Regions from separate parts of the Homo sapiens genome. Here region 1 is linked to region 2. A link is an interaction called in ENCODE POLR2A ChIA-PET data of the cell type or tissue named here. Cell type or tissue: HCT116. All regions are shown on one strand. Each heading gives the region's core, and the rest is flanking DNA. Links, peaks and the distances in the headings are about the cores only.

Region 1 (4,277 bases), core at 1,767-4,266, 220 kb after region 2:
GCCGAGCAATTTCCTGTGCTGGCCTGGAGTTAGTACTGGCGTGAGCAATGAGCCTGGGAAGACGGGTGCTCTCGGAGGGAGGACACCTGGTCTGAGGGGTAATGAGTGGTAATTCACTCCACAACAACTGGGAAGGGGAGGGGGAGAATGTTTGAAGCGAAGGCACTATGTGTGTTCTTTCTACCTATGGTAGGAAGAACTTGACACAGGGAAAAGAACTATTAAAGAAAGGCCAGTGTGGGAGAGCACAGCAACCAGTCCTAAGTGAGGCAAGATGGGGCCGAAGAGAGGGATGTGGGCCTGACCACACAGGGCCGGGTGTAAGCCATGGCCAGAGTCTGGGGCTTTAGCCTGGGGGCAAGAAAACGCCTTTGTGGGATTTTAAGCAAGGAATAAAGGAATTTGATTTTAGTTTTTAGATCATCTTGGCAATAGAGGGAAGAGTGGTTTGGAATGGGGTGAGAGTGGATGTGGCAGTGTTAGCACCAGTGGCTCAGCCTTGCTGGTGATGGTGGAGAGGAGTAGGCAGATCAAGAGATACTTAGGAAATGGAGTTGGCAGCTTTTGGTTACACTGGTCTGGGGAGGGGGCCGTGAGAGATTAGAAGTCATGGATGACTCCCAGGATGGTTTTTAAATCACAGTGGGCTTAGAGGCCATAGTGTGATGTCATTTGCTGGGGTAGGCAACGGTGGATCAAGTTGAGTTGTGGTCCTTGAGTAAGGGAATCGAGATGTCAGCTCAATAGCTGGGGTATCTGGGTCCTTTTGGAAAAGAAGAGATCAGGGCAGGAGGCAGCTTTGTGAAATGCCGGCACAGGGTAACTCATGTGCAAGTCATAAGAGGATACGGGCTTGCCTGAGGGAGAGTGATAAGGGCCTGAGATACAGCCCCAAGGAGGTAGAGCGGACATACTGGTAGGGACCAAAGGAGGACAGGCCCCTCTGAACCAAGGACAGAGAAATTTGAGGAGAGGGATGTGGTTGATAATGCCAGATGCTGCTGTGAGCGTTTGTAGGAGTGGGCCTGAAAATGCAGGATGTTTGGAATATAAAAACATAGAGGCCACCCTGGCAAAAACAGTATTTAGTGGGGCAGGGGACAGATTCTGGATTGGAAAGGACTGAGAAATACTTAAGTGAGACAGAAAGAAGGGAAAACATCAAGTGTAGACAAAATATTTTATTAGCTGTAAGATAGTGGTTGAAAACAGGGCTTTTTGTTTTTAGGTTAGAGAAACTTGGGCTTGAAAATACAGGGCAGAGTGCATAATCGATTGGATGGGGTCCCTGGGTGGGTATGTGTGGGATTTGGAGTGTAGGTACGGGTTAAGTGAAGGTTCTGCCCTGCTATGGCCCATTGCTATGGGGTGGGGGTAGCAGGTGACTGTGCCCCTAGGCAGTTTGTGACTTTGAGGCTGGGCATGCCCTGCAGAACATCCTGGCTGGCAGCATCTCATAGATGGCTTAGAAGTGTAAGGTTTGGTTTGGAAAGACTGGTGGTGCCTTGTGGGCACTGGGGTCGGTTGTGTTTCAGGGGTTATAGGACACGTTGCTTGGGAAGGCTACCCAGCAGCTAGGGGTTGAGGAGAAAGAGGGCCCGAACAGGTGATGCTTGAGTTGAGTCCTGAAGGAACAAGACACGAGGAAGTTTCCGGCAAAGGATATAGCATCCACAAAAGTGTCAAGGCCAGAGAAGGTGTGTATGTACAGGAAATGTGTGGGGAAGGAAGGGAAATTGAGATCAGGAGTTGTCAGGATCTGTTTGGGGGGCAGTGAATGTTCAGGTTACATGTAGGATATATATAGGACTTTATGTATGATATATATAGGACTTTTAGCGATTTCCTGAATTCAGGAGTACCAATTCTGAATATAGTTTTCTCCATTAAATACATCATGGGCAGAGAGGTTTCAGGCTGCCAAGGTGAGGCCAAGCAAGTTTGTAAGGTTTTTCTGATGGCCAAGTGACTCATTGCTGTGCAGCAGTCTCAGATCATGAGATTAGCATCCTGTCAGAGGCCTAGTCACTCTGGAATGGCCACAAATGTCAGGCTGGTGCATCAGGGCCTTGTTTGAACAGTGGAACTTGGGAGGGTTCCCTGGGGTGGGCTGGGGTGGCGGTGGCCAGTCACCTCTAACTGCTGTCCCGCCTGCTTGCAGACCTGCTGCGGATGTTCTTTGACGCACTGTATGACGAGGACGTGGTGAAGGAGGATGCCTTCTACAGTTGGGAGAGTAGCAAGGACCCCGCTGAGCAGCAGGGCAAGGGTGTGGCCCTTAAATCTGTCACAGCCTTCTTCAAGTGGCTCCGTGAAGCAGAGGAGGAGTCTGACCACAACTGAGGGCTGGTGGGGCCGGGGACCTGGAGCCCCATGGACACACAGATGGCCCGGCTAGCCGCCTGGACTGCAGGGGGGCGGCAGCAGCGGCGGTGGCAGTGGGTGCCTGTAGTGTGATGTGTCTGAACTAATAAAGTGGCTGAAGAGGCAGGATGGCTTGGGGCTGCCTGGGCCCCCCTCCAGGATGCCGCCAGGTGTCCCTCTCCTCCCCCTGGGGCACAGAGATATATTATATATAAAGTCTTGAAATTTGGTGTGTCTTGGGGTGGGGAGGGGCACCAACGCCTGCCCCTGGGGTCCTTTTTTTTATTTTCTGAAAATCACTCTCGGGACTGCCGTCCTCGCTGCTGGGGGCATATGCCCCAGCCCCTGTACCACCCCTGCTGTTGCCTGGGCAGGGGGAAGGGGGGGCACGGTGCCTGTAATTATTAAACATGAATTCAATTAAGCTCACTGCCTTTCTGCTTTATGCCCTGCTCCCTCTAGAGAAGGTGTTTATAGGTGGGGATCCTTCCCAGAGCTGGTACTGTAGCGCTGTTCCCTGTAACCTGGCACCCCTCCTGCCTCTTCCCCTGTCCATGATTGCAGGGATCTGAGGTTTCCTGGAAGGTTGGGCCCTCAGATGGGCTTGATAGGTGCCTTCCTGGTCCGGAGAAAAGGGAGATTAGTGATAGGACATCCTTGCTAGGCTCTGCTCTCCTACCAGAATGATTCAAGCCCCTGTGTGGGGAAGGCTTTTGGGTTTCGGGTTGTTTATAGCTGGAGAATCCCTTTATGGCTTGAAGGTGTCATCTGTAAAATGAAGGGGCTGGATGCATGAAGGGAGGTTTTGCGACCCCGTGTAGTGTGACTGGGCTGGCTTAGTGAGTGTTCGCCGCCCCTGCCTTCAGGTGGCAGTCGGCTCTGGGAGGAGAGGACCGGCATTTTCGAACCCGGTCCAGGCCGCCTCTGCGTGGCTGTGACGTCGCTGCGCCCCGCCTACTTTGGGTGGTGACGCGGCGGTCACGCCCCCGCGCTTACGTCACCGGCCCGGTTCCCTCTCCGGGGAGCGGCGGCGGACGCGCGGCTCCCACCCCTCCCCTCTCACGGGCTCTCCCCTCCCCAGTGTGGCCGCGACCCTACCCTCTGCAAGGCGATGGCCCGCGCCCCGAGCGCAGGCTAGCGTGCCTGGGTGCCCGGCCATGGGCTGTATCGGCTCTCGGAGCCCGGCGGGTCAGGGTAAGAGGCGGAGGCCGGGTACGGGTTGGGGAGTCGGGCTGCGGCCGCCGGTGCGCGGGCCGCGGGTGGGTGGGGGCCTTGAGGAGGGGGCCGGTGTCGGGAGAGGGAGGAGCCTGCACCGGGAGGCGGGCCAGGCAACAGGAGGGAGCGGGAATGAGCAGGGAAGGGGCCAGACCGACTCCGGTTCGCTCCCACGGCCTGCCTGCCTTGGGGTTTTGCAGGGCAGACGCATGGTCTCGCCGCTGGCTGCCGTGTGCCCACTGCTCAGGGTGGCCGGAGACGCACAGCCCCGGGAGGGGCTGGGCAGCCCGATGCCCCCACCACTCCAGCCCTCGGCGACTGGCCTTGCGCGCCCACACACACACTCCCCTCCGCCTACACCTCTGCCTTCACAGTCCTGGGAGTGGCCCTGTGCTGGGAACCTGCTTCTCCCAGCCGTGTCCCCATCTTCTTAAAGAGGTAGCCTTTCGGTCCTGGCTAAGCACCCTACCACAGAATTTTTGTCGGACATTGACTCCCCTCTTCAGTCAGTCGGCGAAGGGGGACTGAGGTCCCGTTTGGGGCACCTGTGAACACTGAATCACCTCTCACCTATTACAGTTGTTTTAATGTCCTGCCCCCACTCAGCAAAAACAAATCACTCTACTCTGTGGAGGGAAAGAGGAACCCAGAGGCAGGCCATCAGGGCTTCCTTCCCACAGTGCTGACCCCTGCCTGGG
Region 2 (10,464 bases), core at 926-3,425:
AATTCATAATTTGTTTTAATTCTCTCTGATATAAAGGCTATTTGGGGCCAGATGCAATGGCTTATGCCTATAATCCCAATAGCTTGGGAGGCTGAGGTGGGAGGATTGTGTGAGCTCAGGAGTTCAAGACCAGCCTGGGCAACATAGCGAGACCCCATCTCTACGAAAAAAAAAAAATTAGCCAGGCATGTATGGCACACATCTGCAGTCCCACTGTGCAGGAGGCTGCAGTGGGAGGATTGCTTGAGTCCAGGAGATCAAGGCTACAGTGAGTTCTGATTGTTGCACTGCACTCCAGCCTAAGCGACAAAGCAAGGCCCTGTCTCAAAAAAAATAAAAATAGAAATAAAGGCTATTTGGGAGAATGTGTCTTCATATCTATGGATAAGGGATTTTTGTTATTGTTATCCTTTCATTGTTAATTTCTAGTTTCTTGGTTTATGATCAGAGAGCATGGTGTATAAATTTAAACCTTTTTGGATTTATAAAGCTTTCTTGGCCAGGCGCAGTGGCTCATGCCTGTAATCCCAGCACTTTGGGAGGCCAAGGCGGGTGGATCACGAGATCAGGAGTTCGAGATCAGCCAGGCCAATACGGTGAAACCCCGTCTCTACTAAAAATACAAAAATTAGCTGGGCGTGGTGGCGCATGCCTGTAGTCCCAGCTACTCAGGAGGCTGAGGCAGAAGAATCACTTGAACCCAGGAGGTGGAGGTTGCAGTCAGCCAAGATCACACCACTGTACTCCAGCCTGGAAGACAGAGGGAGACTCTGTCCCAAAAAAAAAAAAAAAAAAGCTTTTTCTCTGGCTGAATGCATGATTGGTTCTGTAACAAGCTTTGTTTCAGGACATTTAAAAAGTATATATTTGTGTTCTTAGGTGTTCTTTTTTTTAAAAAAAGTATATATTCTCTCTATATGCATCTACTAAATAGAGCTTATTTATTACATTATTCAAATCCTCTATATCATAGCTTATTTTTGTCTGTGTGGTCTGTTAAAGTTCAAAAGTATTTTATCCATGTTCTCTGGGTACTTGTAGTTTTCCTTTTATATGCTTGACAGCTATGTGATTTGATGCATAAAAATGTATGGTTATTATATCTTCTTGAATTGTGCCTGATTTTATCCTCATATATTGTCACTATTTGTTCTGTTCAATGTGTTTTGAACATGATTTCCATTTGTAGGATAGTGTTGCAAATCTTGCTTTTGCCTAGTATATTTTCGCACATCTCTTTCATTAATTCTTGATTCATTTTTGGAAGAGTAATATACATACAAGGTACAAATATCAAAAGGTACAGTATGGTCTGGGCACAGCGTTTCATGCCTGTATAAAAATAAAAATAATAGACCAGCCTGGCCAATATGGTGAAACTCCATCTGTACTAAAAATACAAAAGCTAGCGGGGCATGGTGGCACATACCTGTGGTCCCAGCTACTTGGGAGGCTGAGGCAGGAGAATCACTTGAACCCAGGAGGCAGAGGTTGCAGTGAGCCAAGATTGTGCCACTGCACTCCAGCCTGGGCAATAGAGGGAGACTCCGTCTCAAAAATAAATAAATAAACAAAAATTTTAAAAAAATTAAAATTAAAAAATAAATAAAATAAAATAAAATAAAATAAAAACGATAACAGCCCTTTCCCAAAACAAACCTCCTTCTTGCCTGGGGACTAGACTGCCTTTATAGGACTAACGAACTAGCCACAAGATTAGAAATTATGGTTTAGGAGTCATGCAGGTGGAGGCTACAAAATTCTGACCCTCCCTAAACTGCTCCTAAGATCAGTGCTTAAGGTATTTTGCAGACCCTGCACTTAATGAATCAGCTGGCCACCAAGATCGATAAACTGACTCATCTGATCTTGTGGCCCCGACCCAGGAACTGACTCAGCACAAGAGGACAGCTTCAACTTCACATGATTTCATCTCTGATCTGACCAATCGGCACTCCTGGCTCACTGGCTTCCCCCAACCCACCAAGTTGTCCTTAAAAACTCTGATCCCCGAATGCTCAGGGAGGCTGATAAAATTCCAGTGTCCCGCACAGCAGGCTCTGCATGAATTACTCTTCCTCTATTGCAATTTCCCTGTCTTGATGAGTTGGCTCTGTCTAGGCAGCAGGCAAGGTGACCCCATTGGCGATTACAGACGCTTGAATTTCACTAGGTTATGTCAAATGTGTGTTTTCACTAATCCTTTCTGTGTCTCAGTGACCTTTTTCAATGTGAATATTTAAATCTTTCTTCTGTTTGGGGAATTTTTTCTAGGATATAAGTAACACTCTACTTACTCTCTTCCATCTGTTCTTTTTCTGTTCAGGCATTTCTTTTTTTTTTTCTTTTTTTTTTTTTTTTGAGATGGAGTCTCGCTCTGTCACCAGGCTGGAGTACAATGGCGTGATCTCAGCTCACTGCAACCTCCACCTCCTCGGTTCAAGCGATTCTCCTGCCTCAGCCTCCCAAGTAGCTGGGACTACAGGCGCACGCCACCATGCCCGTCTAATTTTTGTATTTTTAGTAGAGATGGGGTTTCACCATGTTGGCCAGGATGGTCTTGATCTCTTGACCTCGTGATCTACCCGCCTCGGCCTCCCAAAGTGCTGGGATTACAGACATGAGCCACCGTACCCAGCGCTGTTCAGGCATTTGTGCTATTCACAAGTTAGGTCCTATGGATCTGTTTTCTAAACTGTCTTTTTCTCTTCCAGCTTCCATTTTTTGTGGCTTGGCTTTGTGTTGTGACCAATCTTTCAGACAACAATTCAGTTTTCAGGAGTGACCATTTCTATTCTCAGCTCATCTACTGAATGTTTTAATTAAAAATAATTTTTAATTTCATAAAGTCTTTTTTTATTTTTTTGAGACGGAATCTTGTTCTGTTGCCCAGGCTGGAGTGCAGTGGCACGATCTTGGCTCACTGCAACCTCCACCTCCCGGGTTCAAATGATTCTCCTGCCTCAGCCTCCCAAGTAGCTGGGATTACAGGTGCATGCCACCGTACCCGGCTAATTTTGTATTTTTAGTAGAGATGGGGTTTCACCATGTTGGCCAAGCTGGTCTTGAACTGCTGACCTCAGGTGATCCACCCACCTCGGTTTCCCAAAGTGCTGGGATTACAGGCATGAGCCACCATGCCCAGCCTCATGAAGTCTTTTAAGTGTTCTAATCACATGTCCTAGAAATTATCTTCTCTCCTTTCTTAATCCTACTTCAGAAGGAGCCCTTGTCCTCAATATTCATATTGGTCATTGACATGGTTTATTTATTTTATTTTATTTTATTTTATTTTATTTTATTTTATTTATTGAGATGCAGTCTTGCTCTGTCTCTCAGGCTGGAGTGTAGTGGCATGATCTCGGCTCACTGCAACCCAGTGAGGTTCAAAAAATTCCAAAGATTCTCCCAGGTTCAAAAGATTCTCCTGCCTCAGCCAACCAAGTAGCTGGGATTACAGGCGCCTGCCAACGTGCTTGGCTAATTTTTGTATTTTTAGTAGAGAAGGGGTTTCACCATGTTAGCCAGGCTGGTCTCGAACTCTTGACCTCTCAGGTGATCCGCCCATCTCAACCTCCCTAAGTGCTGGGATTACAGGTGTGAGCTACTGTGCCCGGCCTGACATGGTTAATTTTAAATGTCAATTTGGCTAGACTGTGGCGCCCAGTCGTCTGGTCAAACACTGGTTTAGATGTTGCTGTGAAGGTATTTTGTATATGTGATTGACAATCAGTAGGCTTTTTTTTTTTTTCCTTTTGAGACAGAGTATCTGTTGCCCAGGCTGGAGTGCAGTGGTGCGATCTCAGTTCACTGCAACCTCCGCCTCCTGGGTTCGAGCGATTCTCGTGCCTCAGCCTCCCAAGTAGCTGGGATTACAGGCATGTGCCACCACACCTGGCTAATTTTGCATTTTTTTAGTAGAGACGGGGATTCACCATGTTGGCCAGGCTGGTCTCGAACTTTAGCCTCCAGTGATCCACCCGCCTCGGGATCCCAAAATGCTGGGATTACAGGTGTGAGCCACTGCGCCTGGCCCCGTTGTTTTCGTTGCCTGCTCGTAATTTTGTGTCCTCTCAGTACCTGTATAGGTCACACTGTAAGGTTCTTTCGAAGAAGAGCAAACCAACTTAACTGTGGCGGCCTGGGCCAGGCTGCTTATATGAACCAGTGATGAAACACTGTCATTCTGCTGAAGCACATGGAGGGCATGCCTCAATTCCCAGGTCAATCCAGGAACAAGTAGCAATCCTCTCCCATGTGCAGAGAATGGAAATAATTGAACGTATTCATTCAATTTCCCCTGCCTTCCAACATGAACCAGTCAGGCTGTCCAATGACCACAGCAGCAAACAGTTAGAGGCAGCTCTTCCCCAAGTTCACAGGTTTCTATTTGAAGTCTATCTGCTGGACTCCTTCGGAGGACTGTAAAGCTCTGATCTTTACACAAGCCTCAAAGAGAGACAAGCTTTTTCCTCAATACTGGTCCATATCATTCAATTGGAACCCAAAGAGAGGAAACAAAGGCACAGACCTGACCATCATTCTTCTTTCCACTCTCTTACCTCTTTTCACTCCTTTATTTTCCCCAAACCCCCTACAATGTCAGGGGTGAGATTTTCCCCTGCATCATATCATCATTCTTCCTGACTCTAGTTTCTTGACTAAATGGTAGACAAAGTTGTCTTCTAGATTATGGGGAAAGCTCATAATTTGACCAACTAGGTCAAATTATGCTTGGTATGCTTAAGAGAGATCTAAAAGTATATAGAAATTCCTTTCACTCTCAAACTATTACCTTGCTGAATAATCACAGTTTTAATATGAGCCATTAAATGTTACCTTTTTCAAAACATGGGTTTTTTCATTTTTCATAAATTACAAGTTTATAGAGAGAGAGAAGGAATCTCTCAATTAAAAAAATTAAGGTGCATAACTTCACACTAGTCATGATAAAATGTTAAATAAACTTAAGTTGATTCTAATAATTTGAAACAGCTTCCCATAGGCATTGACAGCTTCACTGGTAAATTTTATCAAATACTTAAAGAAGAATTAATACCAATTCTACACGGTCTCTTTCAGAAATTAAAAGAAGAGGAAACATTTTGCAACTCATTCTATGAGGCCAGTATTATTATCCAGATACTGAAACCAGACAAAGATGTTATATTTAAAAACAAAAAAACTACAGACCAATATCTCATATGAATATAGACGTAAAAATCCTCAACAAAATACTAGCAAACAGACCGGGCACAGTGGCTCAAGCCTATAATCCCAGCACACTGGGAGACCAGGGCCGGTGGATCACCTGAGGTCAGGAGTTCGAGACCAGCCTGGCCAACATGGCAAAACCCCATTTCTATTAATACAAAAAAAATTAGCCAGGCATGGTGGCGTGCACCTGTAATCCCAGCTACTTGGGAGGCTGAGGCAGGAGAAATACTTGAACCCAGGAGACAGACGTTACAGTGAGCTGAGATTGCACCACTGCACTCCAGCCTGGACAACAGAGTGAGACTGTCTCAAAAAAAAAAAAAAAAATACTAGCAAACTGAATCCAGCAACATATAAAAAGGATTATATGCAATGAACAAGTGGAACTCATCCCAAGAATACAAGATTGGTATAATATCAGAAAATCAATTAATGTAATACACTATATTAAGAGAACAAAACCCACATGATCATTTTAATAGCTGCAGAAAAAGCATTTGACAAAATCCAAAACCTTTTATGATTAAAAAATAACACTCAACAAACTAAAAATAAAAATAACTTCCTCAATCTGTTAAAGGGCATCTATGAAAAATCTACAGCTAACATCATACCAAATGGCAAAAAATTGAATCTTTTCCCCCTAAAAGTGGGAACAACACAAGAATATTTATTCTCTCCACCTCTATACAACATTGTACTTAACATTATTCAGGGCAGGCCGGGTGCGGTGGCTCATGTCTCCCAGAACTTTGGGAGGCCAAGGTGGGTGGATCACTTGAAGTTAGGAAGTGGAGAACAGCCTGGCCAACATGGTGAAACCCCATCTCTACTAAAAATACAAAAATTAGCCAAGCATGGTGATGGGCACCTGTAATCCCAGCTATTTGGGAGACTGAGGCGGAAGAATCGCTTTAACACAGAAAGTGGAGGTTGCGGTGAGCCAAGATCTCACCACTGCACTCCAGCCTGGGCGACAGAGCGAACAGTCTAAAAGAAAAAAAGAAAAATAAATAAAAAGGCATCCAGATTGAAAGGAAAAAGTAAAGCAATCTCTGTTTGCAGATGATATGATCCTGTAAATAGAAAATCCCAAGGAATTCACTAACAATCTACCAGAACTAATAAATGAGTTCAGCAAGGTTACAGGACACAAGATCAACATACCAAAAGTATTGTATTTATATATACTAGCAATAAACATTCTGAAAATAAAATTAAGAATCATTTTTAAAAAAATAAGGCATTTAGGGATAAACTTCACAAAAGAAGTGCAACACTTGTATACTGAAAACTAAAAAACACTGTTGAAAAAAATTAAAGAAGATCTAAATAAATGGAAAGATAAGATATACCATGTTTAAGATTTGGAAAGCTTAAATCCTCTGAAGATGCCATTACTCCCCAAATTGATCTACAGATTCAATGCAATCTGTATCAGAATCTTGGCTGTCTTTTTTTTTTTTTTTTTTTTTTTTGCAGAAATTGACAAGCTGATTCTAAAATTCGTATAGAAATTCAAGAGGCCTGCATGCTTTAGCATCCTGGTGCTGCTATACTGCAGAGCCCTGTGGTCCCTTAGCCAAGCTGCCTGAGGAAACCCAGACCCAAAACCAACCGATGGAGGAAGAAGAGGTTGAGATGTTTGCCTTTCAAGCAGAAACTGTCCAGTTGATGTCACTGATCATCAATACTTTCTACTTGAACAAAGAAACCTTTCTGAGAGAGCTCATTTCAGCATTTTTTTTTTTAGCTTTTTATTTTTATTTTGGACACAGCATCTCACTCTGTCACCCAGTCTGAAATGCAGTGGGGTGATCTCGGCTCACTGCAGCCTCCACCTCCCGGGCTTAAGTGATTCTCATGCGTCAGCCCCTGACAAGCTGGGACCATCGGCATGTCCGTCATGCCTGGCTAACTTTTTGTATTTTGGGTAGCGATGGGGTTTCACCATATTGCCCAGGTGGGTTTCACCATATTACCCAGGCTGCTCTTGAACTCCTGACCTCAAGCGATCCACCCACCTTGGCCTGCCAAAGTGCTGGGATTACAGGAGTGAGCCACAGTGCCTGGCTCAAGAGAGCTCATTTCAAATTCATCAGATGCTTTGGACAAAACCTGATATGAAACCTTGACGGATCCCAGTAAATTAGACGCTGGGAAAGAGCTCCACGTTAATCTTATGCCAAGCACACAAGATCAAACCCTTACTATTATGGATACTGAAACTGGAATGACCAAGGCTGACTTGATCAATAACCTTGGTACTGTCGCCAGTCTGGGACCAAAGCATTCATGGAAGTTTTCCAGGCTGGTGCAGAATCTCTATGATTGGCAAGTTCGGTGCTGGTTTTTATTCTGCTTATTTGGTTGCTGAGAAAGTAACTGTGATCACCAAACATAAACATGAGCAGCATGCTCGGGAGTCCTCCTCAGGGGGATCACTCACAGTTAGGACTGACACAGTGAACCTATGGGGCATGGAGCAAAGGGCACCCTGCACTTGAAAGAAGACCTGAGTATTTGGAGGAAAGAAGAATAAAAGAGATTGTGAAGAAGCATTCTCAGTTTATTGGCTATCCCATTACTCTTTTTGTGGAGAAGAAACGTAATAAACAAGTCAGTGATGCTGAGGCTGAAAAAAAGGAAGATAAGAGGAAGAAAAAGAAAGAGTCCAATGACAAACCTGAAATTGAAGATGTTGGTTCTGATGAAGAAGAAGAAAAGAAGGATGCTGACAAGAAGAAGAAGAAAAGTAAGGAAAAGTACATTGATCAAGAACTCAACAAAACAAAGCCTATCTGGACCAGAAATCCTGACGCTATTACTAACGAGGAGTATGGAGAGTTCCATCAGAGCTTGACCAATAACTGGGAAGATCACTTGGCAGTGAAGCACTTTTCAGTTGAAGGGCAGTTGGAAGAGTTGAAGGACAGTCGAAGAGTTTAGAAGAGCTCTTTTTGTTTCAAGATGTGCTCCTTTTGACCTATTTGAAAACAGAAAGAAAAAGAACAACATTCAGTTGTATGTACACAGAGTTTTCATCATGGGTAACTGTGAGGAGCTAATCCCTGAATACCTGAACTTCATTAGAGGGGTGATGGACTCAGAGGATCTCCCTCTAAATATTTTTTCTGAGATGTTGCAACAAAGCAAAATTTTGAAAGTTATTAGGAAGAATTTGGTCAAAACATACTTAGAACTCTTTGCTGAACTGGCAGAGGATAAAAAGAACTACAAAAAGTTCCACGAGAAGTTATCTGAAAACATAAATCTTTGAATATATAGACTCTCAAAATCAGAAGAAGCTTTCAGAGCTGTTGAAATAGTGCACATCTGCCTCTCGTGATGAGATGGTTTATCTCATTGTGTTTTCCAGAATGAAGGCAAACCAGAAACATATCTATTACATTACAGGTGAGACCAAGGACCAAGTAGCTAACTCAGCCTTTGTGGAATGTCTTCAGAAGCATGGCTTAGAAGTGATCTATATGATCGAGTTGATTGATAAGTACTGTGTCCAGCAGCTGAAGGAACTTGAGAGTAAGACTGTAGTGTCAGTTGCCAAAGAGGGTTTGGAACTTCCAGAAGATGAAGAAGAAAAAAAGAAACAGGAAGAGAAAAAAACAAAGTTTGAGAACCTCTGCAAAATCATGAAAGACATGTTGGAGAAAAAAGTCAAAAAGGTGGTTGTGTCAAACTGGTGACATCCCCATGCTGTATTGTCACAAGCACATATGGCTGGACAGCAAACATGGAAAGAATCATGAAAGCTCAAGCCCGGTAAGACAACTCAACAATGGGCTACGTGGCAGCAAAGAAACACCTGGAGATAAACCCTGACCATTCATGATTGAAACCTTAAGGCAAAAGGCAGAGGCTGATAAGAACAACAAGTCAGTGAAGGATCTGGTCATCTTGCTTTACTAAACTGCACTCCCATCTCCTGGCTTCAGTATGGAAGACCCTCAGAGACATACTAACAAGATCTATAGGATGATCAAACTTGGTCTGGGTGTTGATGAATATGATCCTACTGCTAATGATATCAATGCCGCTATAACTAAAGAAATGCCGCCCCTCAGAGGAGGTGATGACACATCACGCATGGAAGAAGTAGGCGGCTCTGGCTGAGGAATGACTTGTACATGTGTTCAATACTCTATCTTCATTCTCTCTGATAATATATTTTCAGGATTATTTTAGTTATTTTTGTTAACATTTAAAAAGTCTGTATGGGGGCCGGGCGTGGTGGCTCACACCTGTAATCCCAGCACTTTGGGAGGCTGAGGCAGGTGGATCACCTGAGGTCAGGAGTTCGAGACCAGCCTGGCCAACATGGCGAAACCCAATCTCTACTAAAAAAAAACAAAATATTAGCCGGGTGTGGTGGTGTGCACCTGTAATCCCAGCTACTCAGGAGGCTGAGGCAGGAGAATCATGTGAACCCAGGAGGCGGAGGTTGCTGTGAGCTGAGATCACGCCATTGCACTCCAGCCCGGGAGAAAGTGGGAGACTCTGCCTTCAAAAAAAAAAAAAAAAAAGTCTGCATGGCATGACAATAACTATTTCAGGGGGAAGGTAAGGTTTCTTTCTACTTCTAAGTGATTTTGTGATACTTCTAAGTGATTTTGTGATACTTCAGGCACTAAAACAGAGCTAGCAATGCTTTTCTAGTTTCACATTGGCTTATTTTAACAGATTGGGGTAATGTGTGTTGTAAGATGTATGTAGGCTGGGTGCGGTGGCTCACGCCTGTAATCCCAGCACTTTGGGAGGACGAGGCGGGTGGATCACCTGAGGTCAGGAGTTCAAGACCAGCCTGGCCAACATGACAAAACCTCGTCTCTACTAAAAATACAAAAATTAGTTGGGTGCTATGGCAGGTGCCTGTAATCCCAGGTACTCGGGAGGCTGAGGCAGGGGAATTGCTTGAACCCAGGAAGTGGAGGTTGCAGTGAGCCAAGATCACGCCACTGTACTCTAGCCTGGGCAACAGAGAGAGACTCCACCTCAAAAAAAAAAAAAAAGAAAGAAAGAAAGAAAGAAAAGAAAAAAAAAAGATGTATGTAACCTAACATTAACTTTGTGATCTAAACTGTTTAAGCTATCAAGCCAGATTCCTTAGTAGGCCAAATCTTTGTCACTGAAGTTTTCTGAGAAATACCTTGATGTTTAGAGGAAAAGTATTTGTTGCATCTTCTAGGATCTACTTTTTAAACTTTTCATCCTGTAGTTGCCAATTCT

The links. ChIA-PET counts read pairs that join two places held together with the same protein. Peaks named below come from ENCODE experiments on the same cell type or tissue, not always from the same donor. Only the 100,000 strongest peaks of a DNase experiment are listed, where the experiment ranks them.
Region 1: POLR2A ChIA-PET joins it to region 2 with 5 read pairs; 2 of 35 experiments call an interaction of 5 or more read pairs at or near these places.

The regions. Positions count from the first base shown.
Region 1 is chr3:184,332,566-184,336,842 of GRCh38, forward strand. It overlaps EIF4G1 (eukaryotic translation initiation factor 4 gamma 1), which reads left to right. Exons shown (of 33, transcript NM_198241.3): 33 at 2,162-2,788. The coding sequence ends at 2,343. It also overlaps a transcript of FAM131A not described here. Among named protein-coding and RNA genes, the nearest start is that of FAM131A, 2.9 kb to the right of the region's middle. RefSeq lists an enhancer at 2,119-2,268 and silencers at 3,239-3,668, 3,585-3,785, 3,709-3,778. In HCT116, for the core only: no CTCF peak of the experiment used is centred there; a DNase peak (open chromatin) is centred at 3,316; H3K4me3 peaks cover 1,288 bases; H3K27ac peaks cover 2,329 bases.
Region 2 is chr3:184,108,548-184,119,011 of GRCh38, forward strand. It overlaps the pseudogene HSP90AA5P. Among named protein-coding and RNA genes, the nearest start is that of HTR3E-AS1, 8.6 kb to the left of the region's middle. In HCT116, for the core only: no CTCF peak of the experiment used is centred there; a DNase peak (open chromatin) is centred at 1,934; H3K4me3 peaks cover 710 bases.